Linked DNA regions of Homo sapiens: region 2 is linked to region 1. Evidence: read pairs that join two places in POLR2A ChIA-PET (ENCODE). Cell type or tissue: A673. All regions are shown on one strand.

Evidence for each region. Peaks named below come from ENCODE experiments on the same cell type or tissue, not always from the same donor. Only the 100,000 strongest peaks of a DNase experiment are listed, where the experiment ranks them.
Region 2: POLR2A ChIA-PET joins it to region 1 with 5 read pairs; 1 of 35 experiments calls an interaction of 5 or more read pairs at or near these places.

Annotation. Positions count from the first base shown.
Region 1 is chr2:66,873,025-66,881,024 of GRCh38, reverse strand. No RefSeq gene overlaps it. Among named protein-coding and RNA genes, the nearest start is that of LINC01799, 27 kb to the left of the region's middle. In A673, a CTCF peak has its summit at 6,409; DNase peaks (open chromatin) are centred at 4,724, 6,364 and 7,834; H3K27ac peaks cover 4,879 bases.
Region 2 is chr2:65,987,776-65,995,775 of GRCh38, reverse strand. The region is part of intron 2 of LINC02934 (long intergenic non-protein coding RNA 2934); the gene reads right to left. Among named protein-coding and RNA genes, the nearest start is that of LINC02934, 200 kb to the right of the region's middle. In A673, no CTCF peak of the experiment used is centred here; DNase peaks (open chromatin) are centred at 3,665 and 4,175; H3K27ac peaks cover 1,334 bases; H3K27me3 peaks cover 542 bases.

The DNA of each region.
Region 1 (8,000 bases):
AGCTGTGATATAATGACCCTTTCATACCATCCAAGGTTCTGGTGACAGAGTTAGGTTGTAGGCCAAACATATCATTCATAGCAATAAATATAAAAAGGGTTAAATTGGCCTTGGGTCACCAGGGAAAGGAATGTGGCATTGGGTAGGGTGGCTCTTCAGTGGAGGCAATTCCCAAATGTTCTGATAACTGAGGGCTATCTACCTGCTGCAAATGCAGCAGAAATGAATATATATTTTATTCCTGAAAGAGAATCTGAGCTGTGCATCATAATAATCACTTTATTGAAAATGTTAGAAATAATTAAGGTCACATTTTCTGACAGGAAAAGAATAAACCACAGATTAAAAATGAAAATATAAATTAGTTTCTAAAACTGGAGTACTAAAAGTCTTATTCTTCAGTAACTTTGTATTTAAAGAGAAAACCTAAGTTAAAATTACTTTATGTTAATTGTGAATAAAAAAGAATAATCTACATGCTAAAATAGAAAGATATGAAACATTAAATAAGATACATATTTTTAATGTCTTATTTAAAACTTAATTATTATGCCAAAATGTTAAGAAAATAAATAGAGCAAGCTGAAGCCAGGAAGGAAATATTTACAATACATTCATCTAACAAAGGACTTGTTTCCACAATATGTAAAGAACTCCTACAAATCAATAATAAAGGCTACCCAATTTTAAAAATGAGCAAAATATTTGGACAGACACCTCACAAATGAAGATAAATGAATGACCAAAAACCACATGAAATGATACTTTAATAAAATTAGTCATCAAGAACAGCAGCCCCCAAACTTTTTGGCACCAGGGACCGATTTCGTGGAAGACAATTTTTCCTTGGACCCAGGAGGCGATGGTTTCAAGATGATTCAAGTGCATTACATTTATTGCAGACTTTATTTCTATTATTTTTACATTGTAACATATAATAAAATAATTATACAACTCAACATAATGTAGAATCAGTGGGAGCCCTGAGCTTGTTTTCTGCAAATAGATGGTCCCATCTGGGGGTGATAGGAGACAGGGACAGATCATCAGGCATTAGATTTTCTTAAGGAGCACACAATCTATATTCCTCACATGAACAGTTCACAATAGGGTTCACACTCCTATGAGGATCTAATGCCGGTACCAGTCCATGGCCTGGGAGCTGATCAAGAAAATGCAAATAAAAATCCCGACATACAGTTACACCCCAACAATAATGGTAAAATTAGAAAGATTGACAATACCAAATGTTAGTGAGGTGTGGAGCAAATGAAGCCCAGATACTTTGTTGATAGGATTGCAAAAGTTACAACCTTTGGGAAACCGTTTAGCAGTTTTTTATAAAGTTGAACTAGTTAACTACCCTATAACCCCAAAATTTTACTATTAGCTATTCAGCTAAGAAGAATAAAAGCATAGAGCCATGAAAAACTTGTATGAGACTTGTATTAAAATAAATTTATTTATTCTAATAAAAAAACTTTTTAAGAGCCTACAAAATTACAGACTCTTGCATAAATAGATAAACAAATTGGAGTATGTTCACACAATGGACTACTACTTGGCAATACAAAGAAATGAATCATGGATATACGCAACAACATGAACAAATCTCAAATACATGATTTAATTTATGTGAAGTACAACAGACAGATGATAAACATCAGAACACACACCTTTGGGATGTGCGGTGGAAACTGACTGGCAAGCAGCATGCTGGACCCTTCTGCAGGGATGGCAATGTTCTGTATCTTGCCTTGGATGTGGGTTACATGAGTGTATGCATTTGACAAAACTTACTGAGCTGTCCATGAAAGATCTGTCTATTCCATTTTCTGTAGACAATACTGCAGAAACACACACAAACACACACACACACACACACACACACACACACACGATGTTTGTTTTTTGTTGTCCTATGTGGTTTAAGTAATTTCAGAGCACCAAAAATAGGAAAATCTCTCTGATTTATTTCCAAAAGTTTCTATATCACTGATTACAAAAGTCAGTAATAATAGGGTATAAGTAGAGTAAAAAGAAACAGAATACAAACAGTGTGAATAAAGCAAACAAACAAAAAGACCCCTGGCAAATTGAATCTAACACTATGCTAAAAGAATAATAAATTTTGAGAAAATTATTTTTATTTCTGGCAGATGAATTGTATAATGTACCACAGCAACGTCAAAGTATTTAAAAAAACACTACCAGTTGAGAGGTGTTGTAAAAGAATTTGATAATATTTAATAATCCAATTCCTTAAATACTAAAAACATCAATAACAGCACACACAATACTTAATATCATAATAAATGTGAAATATTGGAATCATTTTCATTAAATTCAAAAACATAATAAGCCTAATGTTTAATAATTATTTATTTATATTCTAGAGGTTCTTATGCAATAATACATGTAAGAAAAAGGAGCATAAACAATGAAAAATTTGAAAGTGTATACCATGTAATAACTTGCCTATAAGTGTAATAAGGATGGATTACTCTATAAGTGGATGAGTACAATTTCCTAATATTTAGAAAAAATAAATTTCACAGCATACTCCAAGTACATTAGCAGTAAATTAAACTTTATATTAAAAGTAAAGAAGCATAAAGCCACTCAAAATAATAATAGGTCAAAATATATATAATTTCATGGTGATGAAAAATTTTGTAAATTCAAATCCATAGAAAAGAACTTTAAAAAACTAAAATTTAGAACAACTAGAGATCTCTAAAATAATTAAAATTTATCAAATATTCTATATTCCTAATGCATAAAACCTGTTGAAAAGTGTAGACAAAAGACAAATATATAAATACCAAAAAATGAGCAAATGTCATCAGTGAGAAAACTGCCAAAGAACAAAAATAGCTAAGTTTGTTGTCTGCAAATTTAATTAGTTAATTACTGCTTTTACTAGACAAGTAAGATTGATAACATTTGAAATAAAAATGACAAATATTTATATCTAGGGTTTATAGATAAATGAATGCTGCTCATAGAAGAGTAAATTGGAAAAATGATTTTGGAAGATTGTGCAATATCTATTATAAGCTTCAAAGTTTGAATGCCCATTAATACAGCAATTCCACTTCTGGAAATTTATTCTCAAGAAATCATTATTGAGGCTGAGGCAGGAGAATGGCATGAACCTGGGAGGCGGAGCTTGCAGTGAGCCGAGATGGCACCACTGCACTCCAGCCTGGGCGACAGAGCGAGACTCTGTCTCAAAGAAAAAAAGAAATCATTATTGATATCTGTAGGTCTCTATGCAAGTTATATAACAGTTTCTAATATGCAAAATTTGGAAGCCATATATTCAACAATATAGATGGATTAGGAAATATTGTACATCCCATAAAATGGAGAAAAAGTTATAAATATATACTCTAGTAGAAAATATGTTTTACAGAAGGCAATGAAGAGTATGACCCCAATGTTTTTCAAAAAAGACTGTCTAAAATTATGTATATTAAAAAGATAGAGAGGATTGCCAATATAGATATTGATATAAGAAAAGTAAATATTTTTGAATGATAAATTTGTGGTGCAGTTAAATTTCTTTATATTTTACATTTTCTAAGTTGAATACAAGAATAATTATTTTAAAATAAGGAATATGGAAAATTAAATGAGTTTTTTTGTGTGCAGTCAATAACCAGTTAGAAATATTTGAAGAGTCCATACAAATTAGCAAAAAGTTTAAAACGCTATAAAATAAGTTCAAAGAAATGTGCAGAAAATGAAATTTCAAAAAATGAATAGCTATGACATATTGCCAGATTGACTCACTACATTAAAATATCAGTTATATAAAAATGAATGTGTACACATAATGAAAATCCAATCACCCCTGTACATACTTTTGAAACATCACAAAACAATTATAATATTCATCAAAAAGAATAAATTGGAGAGACTAGAAAATACTTTTTAAGTATAATAATTAAGAAAATTTACTTAGCAAAACTTTAAAAGTAATAATATATGTTATACAATTAAATATGGATAAAGAAAAACATATTTCACTATATAAAGAAATAATTTCTTTAAGTAAAAATAAGTTATAAAAATTTAAAGGTCACATTCAAATTGGAAAATTTTTAGTATATATCACAAATATATACACCAAAACATTAATATCTTTAAGATGTAGGGATCTTCTACAAAGCAGTAAAAATACAGCTATTCCATAGAAAATCAACTCAGAATTTGTACCAGTGAGAACTGAAAATGTTTTAAATGAACAAAAATAGGTAATTGGGTATACAAATTGTGATACAGCTGTGTCATGAGATAGATACTTCAATTATAATCATGTTGTAGAAGAAAATATCATGTGAAAATACCGACAATTACTGTTTAGTAAATAAAATAGGCTGCCTAATATCTTGTGCAATTTAACATAATTTTTGAGACTACAGCATATACAACAAAATATTTAAAACATTGCTTTCTCTGAGTAATAGAAATATGAATAATATTTTTGCATTTGTGCTTTTCTATACTGCCTAATTTGTCTACATTAAAGAGAAATACATTTGTTTGCAATCAAAAGTGTATAAACAAATTATATTGATGTGTGCCACAATTTTTAAAGGAAACAATAACCCTTTGTTATTGTTAATGCCCTAATTTCATTTTCTGCACATTTCTGAAGGAAGGAAGGAAGGGAGGGAAGGAGGGATGGAGGAAGGAGGGAAGGAAGGAAGGAAGGAAGGAAGGAAGGAAGGAAAGAAGGAAGGAAGGAAGGGAGGATGGATCAAGCTAAGCACTGAGCATAAGATAGACTAATTTTTATTTTGGAATTTAATGGGTTCCTAATAACAAGAGTCAGAATGACAGTAAGTTTTCAAACTTAATTACTGGTGGTGTCACTCTCTGACAGGAAGGAGGAGAATAAGAAGATAGCTACCCAGAGTTAGATCCTGTAGAAGTACGTCTCCCTGAAATATAAGTAGCAGATACATTTCATTAAGCTGAGTATCATCAGCTGCTGTGAGTCAGTGAGAGTTAACATAAAGCATAGTAGTGTAAAACAATCACTAATGTTTTGAAAACATTTCGCCCTGGATCCAAAATGGGCTATCAGTATAGATACCTGTGCTGGGCTTAATTTTCTGTTGGCACTGAAAAGTAGAAAAATATTCCCTGAAGCTCTGGCAGTGTTTGCAAGGTGGTAAGTATAGAAAATAGGAAATAATTTAATGTGGTTCAAACTGGTACTCCTGAAATGTCTCTAAAAATAAATCCTTTCTGACTCTTCATTATGTGGCACAAATGAGAGGTCCAAAAATTATGGCTTGACACCCACTTTACATTCAAGGTCAGATAGGCAACAATCAGGCGATGATATTTTATTCTTCTGCACATATGAAATTCTGTTTGAACTCATCAAATTGAATTTATAGATGTCCTAAAATTGGTTGTAAGTAGGACAAGTTCTCTACTTGGTTTCTTAATGCAAGTGAATTACAAGCCAGGCATGATTTTATTTGGTATAGAGGAGAGAAGTTAATAATTTTAGCCCCAACCTTGACTATAATACAGGTCTCCATTTTTAAGAACAGCCAATTTAAAGACCTTGGCAGTGATCATTCAGGAAAATTTCTGAATAGGACACATTCACATAAAGCTTTTTTCCCCTCTGCCAGCATCTCTATAACTACTAAGAAACTTGTGAGGAAGAAAACAAAATATTTGAGTATAAACCAAATGAGAGTTTTTATTCACTAAATTTAAATCTGAAGAGCTGTTCTTCTAGCATTGAGGGTTTGCTTGAATCCCACAAAACCCAGCAATAGTTAGAGCTTAAACGGATACTCTGTCCTTAGCTCACCTCCCAGTATCAGACTTCTGTGGGTGTGTGTAAAACTCATCATGTCAAAATGAAATTTAACGTCTTCTTTTTGGTTGAAATCATATTGTATTTTTAGTTAGAGGTTTTCTTCTTAATATTTTAGAGGTGTTAGTTTATATATTCCAAAATATGCCTCCCCTGGGGACAGGAAGGAGGCACTGAACAGGGCAATGCCACAATCTTACAAAAGGAATAAAAGGCCAAAGAAAATGTTTAGTTAATCCTTAATAGCAAAACAATAGAAGAAAGATTTGAAGATACCCCATATAATTAATAGAGTAGAACTAAGCATAACCTGCATGCTTCCAGGAAGATCACAGAATGCACTGTGGAAATAAGCAATACAGTAGTTAATCACTTCAGATAAATCATGCAGAAAGTACTATATGTTCCACATCCAAGATAATGATCAAACCTCTTCAAAATCATCCCATCTGGTAAATCTTTTCCAAAGCTCAAATTGCGCCAGGCCATCCTTAACCATCTTCCACCATAAGGGGCAAAACGCTAATGTGGCTGTAGTCTGACTGCTTCAGCAATTATGGCTACATGCAAATAAACATTATCATCAAAAATAAAATCCTGTGGCACATCTAAAAGACTTAAAAATGTTTGTAAGCTTAAGAATGCAACAGGCCATGGGTGACAAACCACCAGCTGGAATTTTCAGGAGTAGAGGGAGGCAATGTGTTTCAGATTATTCTGAGAGCACACCCAAACTGTGATTTCTTGCAAAAGGAAGGTGATACAAACTCAAATAAGAACCGTGTCATTCAGAAAAGCACTCTCAAGAGCAATAAATGATCTTTTGGAATAATTATAGAAAGAGCAACTGCATTTGAGTCATGTTAAATATTTACATGTTTAAGAAACAGACTTTTCAGGCTACATTATTGGTTAAGCCAACTGCTCAATTTTAAGAGAGATTGTATGTCTCTTTCATAATTCCTGAAATCTGTGCTGATATCCAGTGTTGTCCAAACTCATAGGATTGAGCTGTTATGATTTTAATTAAACTTGCAAAGTGGCATATTAAAAGCAGATCTGACCAAAGATACAATGAAGCAAGAGGGTGAGGCTTAAAACAATATTAACAACTAGTGTTTTGTGGTTCTCTTCAAATACCAAAGGAGGTTGAATTGGAGTGAGGGAATATTGGTTAATAAATTTCCAGAGAAAAAAGAAACCACCTCTATTTTCAATCTTTAAGCACCAGGGAGAAGGAAGAACCTTAGTTAAGTATTGTTTACAATGTTTCTCTAAGTTCAATGCAGTGCAATGAATTTGTTGACACCTCAAGCAAAAAATATTTTATGTATAGAGTACATACTTAGAGCTGGATTTTCAAAAATATGCATAAAAATTTTCAGGAGAAAATGCTGACAGATTCTTAACTTTTCGAAGGCTAGGGAGACACCACCGTCTACTTCAAAATATAGTATGTAAGAATTGTTAAACAAAAGGTTAATAAGTCGATTTTACTTCCTTTTTCCTGGAGCTCTAATTTAAACAAGTTGTACACACAAGTGATGCTACACGCATAGGGTTTTGCATTAAGTTTGCAATGTCAAGTTTGTTTATAAAAACCATATTTTTTAACAGCTTGCCCCTTAGCTCTGTTCTGAGCAGTTACAAGCCCTAGCCAATTTGGTATTGATTTTAAAGAGACAGCTCTCATTTCTATGAACTCTTTAATGGAGATATTTCAGACCTTGGAAAAAAATTCTTGTTTTAGACCTTCCATAGTCTTACAAATGTACAATTAAGTTTATTTACTTAGCACAGAAAGAGTACTCCTGTTTGCTATGACTGGCGGGTGGCCCCTGCCAGCTCTTGGAAGACCTGCGGAGTTTTTATTCCTTCTCTCCTAGCATCATTTATGTGTGCAGCTTGTTTTAATTTCATCTCTTTCTCTCTCTCTCTCTGCTTGGTCTCCACTACTGTGAAGAAATTTCCACATAATGCCTTCGAGGGCATTTACCACATTTTTGTTCCTGTTTAGAACTTTTAACTCCATTCATAAACCTAGTGGTCACACAGTAGTTAATAAGGGAAAGAAATCTTTATAGACTTTTCCACCGTGGTTGAAATCCTGACTTCTGTAATTTATGCCCAGCCATAACAATGCTCGTAA
Region 2 (8,000 bases), 890 kb after region 1:
GCACATAATACTTGGTGGCTTGATGCAGTCAAGAAAGGTTTCTTGAGAAAGTGAGATCTTACTTGAAACATCAAAGATGAGTAGGAGTTAGCTGCACACGGGTGGTGAGGAAGAGAGGAAAAAATACTAGGCAGAAGGCATATCATATACAATGGCCAGGAGGTAAGAGCATATGAATAATTTCAAAAGCTGTGCAGTTAGAAAGTAGAGGCTGTGGTATAGGTAGTGAGTTAGTCATAAATGAAGCTGGAAGGGCAAACAGGAGCTAGATCACTAAGAACCATTTTAGATCTGGAGTATTGGGCAGGGAGCAAAGTGGTCATATTTGAATTTTAGAAAGATTTCCCTCAGCAGAGAGGAGGCTGGCTTGGTAGGGGCAAGATAGGCATGGATACAGGCAGATAAGTCGATTTGGTGGCAGGAAGATAGAGAGATACTATCTTGCACCTTCTATTTTCTCTGGGAAGTCAGATACAATGCCATCTACTAAGAGGAAGGAGATGGTTGGCTAGGTGGAGGATCTTTGTCATAAATGTCATGAAAAATAGGATAAAGAGATACACAGCTGATTAGGAAAATACAAAGAACTGCCAAGCACACTGAGATTGTAGACCTTTAATTTTTGGCAGCCCATTTACTCAGCAGTCTGGCATGGAGATGACAGATAGTGAGAATTCACAATTGAGAGTTTTACTTAGCCTATGTGATCAAAGTATATTGAACCCAAGGAGTTGAAGAGGCTTGCAACAGAGTGGTTTTAAATGGACCATGAGACTAGGATGATTAGGGAAGAAAGTGAAGATAAGAGAAACTAGAGAGCTGGAGGACTGGAAAATGCTAAGCCACCTGAATAACAAGGACTCTGAGAGCCCCAGATGGAGAGGAAGACATGGTTAGATTGTAACATGGCAGTGGTTTCATCAGCAAAACAGCAGTGGGTGACACCAAGATCAGAGAAAACCATGGGATACATAGACAAAACCAAGAAGAGGCTAAAATTAGGAGCTGAAGTGATAAAGGAACTGAGTGGCCAGGGTATTAATGGGTCATCACGCAGATGATGTTTTCACTGTGGATGATGGAAGATCTTGGCTTGGGGATAGAGAAGACTAAAGAAGCCTTCAGTGAAACAGAAAGAATCATGCAGAAGGTGAAATATTACAACAAGGAGAGGCAGAGGGCAGTTTAATTGAATGGCATAATTGTCAGAGAAGAAAAGGCAATTTTGTATATAAAATGATAATGGAAGTGTCATCGCCAAAGTACCTCCCAGACCAGAGTCCTGTCATGTGAGGGTGGTGGAAACTAGCTGCAGAAAGCCATGTGTTCAGGGGAAACCTGGGTTTTTTAGCTGGATTAGAAAGCGGATGCCAGTTTAGGGAAGAGATTGAGAATATAAAAGAAAGAACTTATCCCTAAAGGGGGATTCTAGAAGGCAAAGTGGAAAGGTTTTGGAGAGTGGGAATTCTGGAGAGGATGAGTCAATTCAGTTTCTATCACTTATTCATTCAACAAATAGTTGTGAATTCTAGCCCTTGGCGTACATGTATTTGGTGCTAAGGACTTATAAATGGAGAAGATATGGACTCTCTCCCTAAAGCACTCTTCATCCATTTATCATAGGCCATATTGGAGTTCTTTCAGAGTAATCTCCCCATGACATCATGGTGGAAGCAAAGACTATTGGGAGACTTTCAAGAAGAGATCACGGTTCACTGTCAGGTTCCCAAGCAAAGACATGAGATGGTGAAGGTGTTGACTTCACATGAGTATCCTACAATGATTCTATTGCCATCCAAGAAACAAGGCAGCACAACCTACTGCTGACTCCGTACAAATGCAAGAGGAGGGTGAAACCCCATACCAGGTGTCCCCACTTCCATCTCCACAAGATGCTTTCTTTGAGGTGCCAGCATGGAACAGTGAACAAAGAGAACAAACGTGAACTTCACTATCACAGGGATAACTGTGCTCTGTTTATGTGATTATCTCCTCCACCAGATTAAGAGCACCTCAGAAATAGGTGTCCTGCCTTATTTCTCTGTACCTAACACTGCACTTAGCACAGCATCTGGTACATAGTAGATAGTCAATAAAAATGTGTTGGCTGAAATGAACTGAACCATACAACTCACATTTGCATGATATTTAACAGTTGACCAAGTAGCTTCACATTAAATATCCCAGGGTTATACAAACTTTGCAAAGTAACCATTTGCATAGCTCTACTTTGTTGAATGCTCTCTACCTGTTAGAATCAGCATAATTATTTTCTTCACTTTACATATGCAAAAAGTGAAGTTCAAAAATTAAACAACTTGCTGTGGGTTATACAGTTAGCCACCCGTGGAGATAGAACTAGAATCCAGAGAATCCTGGACAGTTTCTGTTACAAAATGCTGTAGCCCAGAGGAAGTTAATTCCTTGGTGGGCAGTGAGTGTGAAAAAGGAGAGAAGTAATGACATTATGTAGTATAATAGTATTGATACAATTACATGATATACAATAGTGTTGATACTATTATACTATAATAGTATAATGATATTACATAGTATAATAGTATTGATAGTACAGTAATAATATACTATTAATAATTATAATAATTTACTACCCCTCTATTCTCTGCAGCTTTTACCTATACAATCTCTAATATAAAAACCTGTAGAATACCTATTATTATTCCATTTTACACATGAAGAAACTAAGAATCAGAGAGCCTAATTAATTTACCCAAGTTCCCAGAGCAAGAAACAGGTACACTGCAGCTCCAAACCCAAGTCTGAATTCTTTCTCCCATTCTATTCTGCCTCACAAATCATCCCAAATCAGTCCCTGAATGTTCTCTTGCCTAAATCTTCAACCCTAAGTATACTAAAATGTATAGCCAGAAAGAATTTTAGCAGTTTTGTTTTTGTTTTTTTGTTTTTGTTTTACACCAGTGCTGACAGTCAACCAGCCACACTTAACTGACTACTATTCATTATTACTTGGGGGGATAAACAAAGAGGTGAATAGAAAAAAGAAAAGATCATTAATTCTTTCTTTCTTTCATTCATCAAATATTTATTGAGTGCTCATCATATGCTGGTCACTGTTCTGGGCATTGAGGATGAAGAATGAAATAAAACAGAAAAAAATCTCATTCCTCATGGAACACCGATTCCAGCCAGTCACTGTCCTCAGTGGTCCTTACTCTTGTTACAGGTACCCTCCCCCACCACCCCCCATCCTCGACACACACACACACACACACACACACACTCATAGAGCCTTTCCCACCTCTGCAAATGGCAATCGTGTTCTCTGGCCCCCAGGTTCTGAAGAGAGACAGGCTGCCCTGTAAACACAGCATCCGCAAATGATGTCCAGGGACTGGATTTTTATAGGGCCTAGAAAATTGTACCCCTATGGCTATTTGAGAGAACCTGCAGCCATCATTTCCCTTAGTCAGGGGGATGTAGAGATAAGGGAAGAAAGCAGATGGCAGGCAAGCTGCAAAATACCATGGCTGAATCACACGTGCTCAAAAAATGAGCTGCTCTACCAGACCTCAGCTGAAAGCTACCAAGCTGAATCTAAGGGTTATGTTGAGATATTGTCTTGCAACCTCAGCCCTCAGAAATGGTTGTGTTTCCTTTGAATGCTGTCTACCTCTCCTCCCACGTGGGCAGAGCTCCTCATTGCCAAGCCTATTTTTACGGTTCATCTCCAAAACAAGTACAAAATAGTGTGGGTCTCAGATGAGTCCTCCCTCTCACTGGCCACTGGAACACCATCTGCAAGTTGAGTGGGAACAGTAAACACTGCAGGTTAAGTAACTTATTACTAATATTTTCCTTGAGCTCTGAAACTTTTTAAACAAACAACAACAACAATTGTATCATAATAACCTTCCAGAGGTTAACAGCCGGCAGGTGGTCCAGCTCAGTTGAAATGCAAACCAGACAGCTGTTTGATTATAAACTGTTGATTCTTAATGGTGATCTGGGGAAAACTTCTTGCTGAAAAAGGGTCTTCTCTTAAAAATCCCTAATGAAACAACACATAAATGTCAAAATGACAAAAATAAGGAAGTGTGTCATAGACTAAGCATTTTAATGTCCTTTCTGGCTTCCTCCAGAGTGTATGTACTCTAGACCTAGCCACATTTAATGGCACAGATTCCTAAAGAGGCGGTGCGCAGCATGAATTTTTACGACCCAAATAAAACTTGGAGAGTCACTTTCCCTGCCATAGTCAGTGTCCTCAGCAGATGTGTGGGAGGCTCGTGTTTCAAACCAGCCACCGAGCCAGCACTTTACCTGGACCCAGAGGCTATGCAAAGAGTGAACATGTGAGGAGGATATTAGGAAACGGAGTAGTGTAGCATTATCCTGTCTGTCTCCAAGCCATTAAAACCTGGTGGGGATTCCCCTGGGAACCCTTGGTAAAATTAGAGAAAATTCCAAGGACTGATAAAATGGTTTGAGAATGGAGGATAAAAAGTTTCTAGTCAAAACCTTATATTAACACCACAGGGCCCCACAGACTGATGGCCATGACTGTTTTCTTCCCCTGATGATGAAATGAGACAAAAGAAAATCACTCTTTAAATCCATATTTAATTACTTGTCTATTACATTACAATCAGAAACATTTCAGAAAGTTTGCAAAGAAAAAAAGTCAATCTCATGTACCTCATAGATATGTGCATAAAAATATAAAAATTGTTTTAAAAAGAAAAGAGTCAGACTTTTTTATACTAAAATCTATGGCAAGGGGTGAAATGCAAAAACCTTAGGACAGTAAAGAAAAACAAACTGATATGACAACCATCTTTTTTAAAAAAAAAAACAGAAATAAGGAACAAAAATGAACAGCGTAAAAGGGAGAAGTTCGTATCTCCTAGCTTAGTTGCAATAAATTAGTAGAAACTTGAGATCACAGGGTGTGAAAAAAAGATGTTACTTGGTTTTGCTCCATGTTTGATGGGGTTTTCTGACCTGACCAAGGGCAAGAGCAAGGGGTAGCAATGAGCTGGACACCCTGGGATAGGATGGGTAGGAACAGAAGGAAGCACCCAGCATGCTTAGCAGGCCCTAAATACCTTCTAATACCATCAAAGGAAAAACAGAACTAGAAGGAGTTAAAGCGCTAAAATGAGATTTTATTCAGAAAAATTATTGCAATGAGTGAAAAGGGACCTCAGTACGGAACTAGGCTCAATTCTCAACACAACAAAGAAAAGTGGGAATTTGTAGCCAAGGAGTGGGTTGGGGGAGGCAGGGGGATATGGATGGAAAATTCCTAAGAGCAAACATGAAGGGACGGGGGACTCTGGCTAAACAAACCTAACAGGACTCTTGCTGAAGGCAGGCAGGGTGACCAGACATCACCTGGGAGGCGGTGGAGGGTGAGGAACCTGGTCAGATACGGAGGGGGTCAGAAATCCAGGATGGGGTATTCTGGCTAAACTTAATAGGATTCTTGCTAAAATTGGACAATACAGGGATGAATACAGAAGCCTAAAAGTGAAGATCCATTGGAAAAAAGATTCAGAGGAGCCTGATTAAAATTTGTTCAAGGACAGAAACTTTATCACTAGCTTGTAGAAAGAGGGATACAAGGGTGGTAGTGATACATTCTGATAAAACAGTCTAAATCCTTTTGAGGGCTTTTTAATTTTACCATACCAGAACCAAACTAGGGTTGCTTCTTAATTCCTGAAGCCTCTGAAGGTGAGACAAAATATAATTTAATAAATATTTATTGATGCTTGGCATACAATATATACTCTGCTAGGCAATATGGAGCTACAAAAACCAAGTCAATTCTATCCTGTCGTGTTCACTATTATACTCCAGGACTCTTAGAATGATGACTAGCACATAGTAGGTGCTCAATAAGCATTTTTATGCTAAACAAAAAATCAAGGACAGTTCTTGACCTCAAAGAGCTTTCAACCCCCAAGAAGGAAAAACACATGAATAATGAACTAGAAGAGAAAACATAAAGGCAAGAAGATTCTTCTCTGTACTTTACTGTCAGGTTTGTTATATTTGTATCTGCTATGTAGTTAAGGAGCTTCCAGGAATGCTACATGGGGGAGGGACACTTTGAGCTTGACCTGAAAGTTTGAGAAGGATTTCAACAACGAAGGTTAATTCCAGAGACACAGTAAGTTAAGAAACATAAGTGCAGATAGTAAAAACTGATACTGAATTTACCTAGTCACAACACATTTCTTCATAGATTGCTCCCATTGCCTTTAAAACTCTAAATATTAGTAATTGATACCTCCACATATTTTTCATGTTAAAGAATTTTTGTTTTAAAAGTACAATCATGTAGTTTTCTCTCTGAAATAGTCATCCCTCAGAATCCCTAGGGGATTGGTCCCAGGACCCTCTTGGATACCAAAATCCATGGGTGCTCAAGTGCCCGATATAAAATTATATAGAATTTGCATATAACCTATGCACATCCTTCCATATACTTTAAATCATCTCTAAAATATTTATGATGCCTAGTATTATATGCCTGTGTCCCCACCCAAATCTCATATTGAACTGTAGCTCCCACAATCCCCACATGTCACGAGAGGGACCCAGTGGGAGGTAATTGAATCACGGGGGTGAGCTTTTCCTGTGCTGTTCTCATGATAGTGAATAAGTCTCTCGAGATCTGATGGTTTTATAAAAGAGCATTTCCCCTACACATGTTCTCTTGCCTGCCACCATGTAAGATGTGCCTTTGCTCCTCCTTCACCTTTTGCCATGATTGTGAAGGCTCCCCAGCTATGTGAAACTGAGTCCATTAAATCTCTTTTTCTTTGTAAATTACCCAGTCCTGGGTATGTCTTTATTAGCAGCCTGAGAACAGACTAATACATAATACAATGTAAATGCTATGTAAATAATTAATATACTGGATTGTTTAGGGAATAATGACCAAGAAAAGAATTCTGTACATGTTCAATATGGATGCAACCATCCTCGTTTTTCCAAATATTTTCTATTTGCAGTTGGTTGAATCTACAGATGCAGAACCCAAGGATATTGGGGGGGTGACTGTAGTTGCTTACCCTACAATTAATTCAGATATGATTATTAGCTAGCTGTTATTACTCATAATGTAACCATAACCTCACTTCTTGAGGTTATATCAAGCAATTCCCATCCCACATGTGCAATATAAATGTACAGTTCAGACCTTCAAGCCTCCTTGGTATACAAAGGTGACATTTGCATTTTTGACATTACCTCTCAGTCAAAGGTGACAGTACCTTCCTCAAGAAGTCTGATGAGTACCAGGGCTTCATTTTTACTACTCTGCTCCTTTTGTCTCATTTGGCTTTTGCCCTTTCTGTTTGACTCTCACTGCCTTCTAGCTCCTACCATCACTTGGCTTAACTCTCATTCCATCAGAGCCTTCCTTTTGTTGAGAATCACAACTCTTGAGGTTGGTAAGACTTCAAGAAAAGTTCTTCTGCTGACTCATGTAAGCCTCTTGTATGAGTTTGCTGGGGCTGCTATAACAAAGTACCATAGACTGGGTAGCTTCAGCAACAGAAATATATTTTGTCACAATTCTGGAGGCTAGAAGTCCAAGATCAAGCTGTCAACAGGGTTGGTGTCTTCTGAGACCCCTCTCCTTGACCTGTAACTGGTTTCCCTCTCTCTGTGTCTTCACCTGGGCTTCTCTGTGTGCATCTGTGTTGTGATCTCTTCTTCTTATAAGGATACCAGTCATATTGCATTATCTCTTTAAAGCCCTATAGGGGTTAGGACTTCAGCATATAAATGAGGGAAGGGGGACATAATTCACCTCATAACAGTATCCACATCACTAAAATTCCCTGATCATCCATTTCTATCTCTCTAGAAAGAGGCAGATTCTTTAGAGAATGACCTAGGTATTTTTCAGTTCTATGAGACCAAGGGTTGAGACACTTGCCTACCTAAGGCCTATTCCCTGGCTACTTCCTATGGGAATCACTAGTTTGTCTCAGGTCTGATGT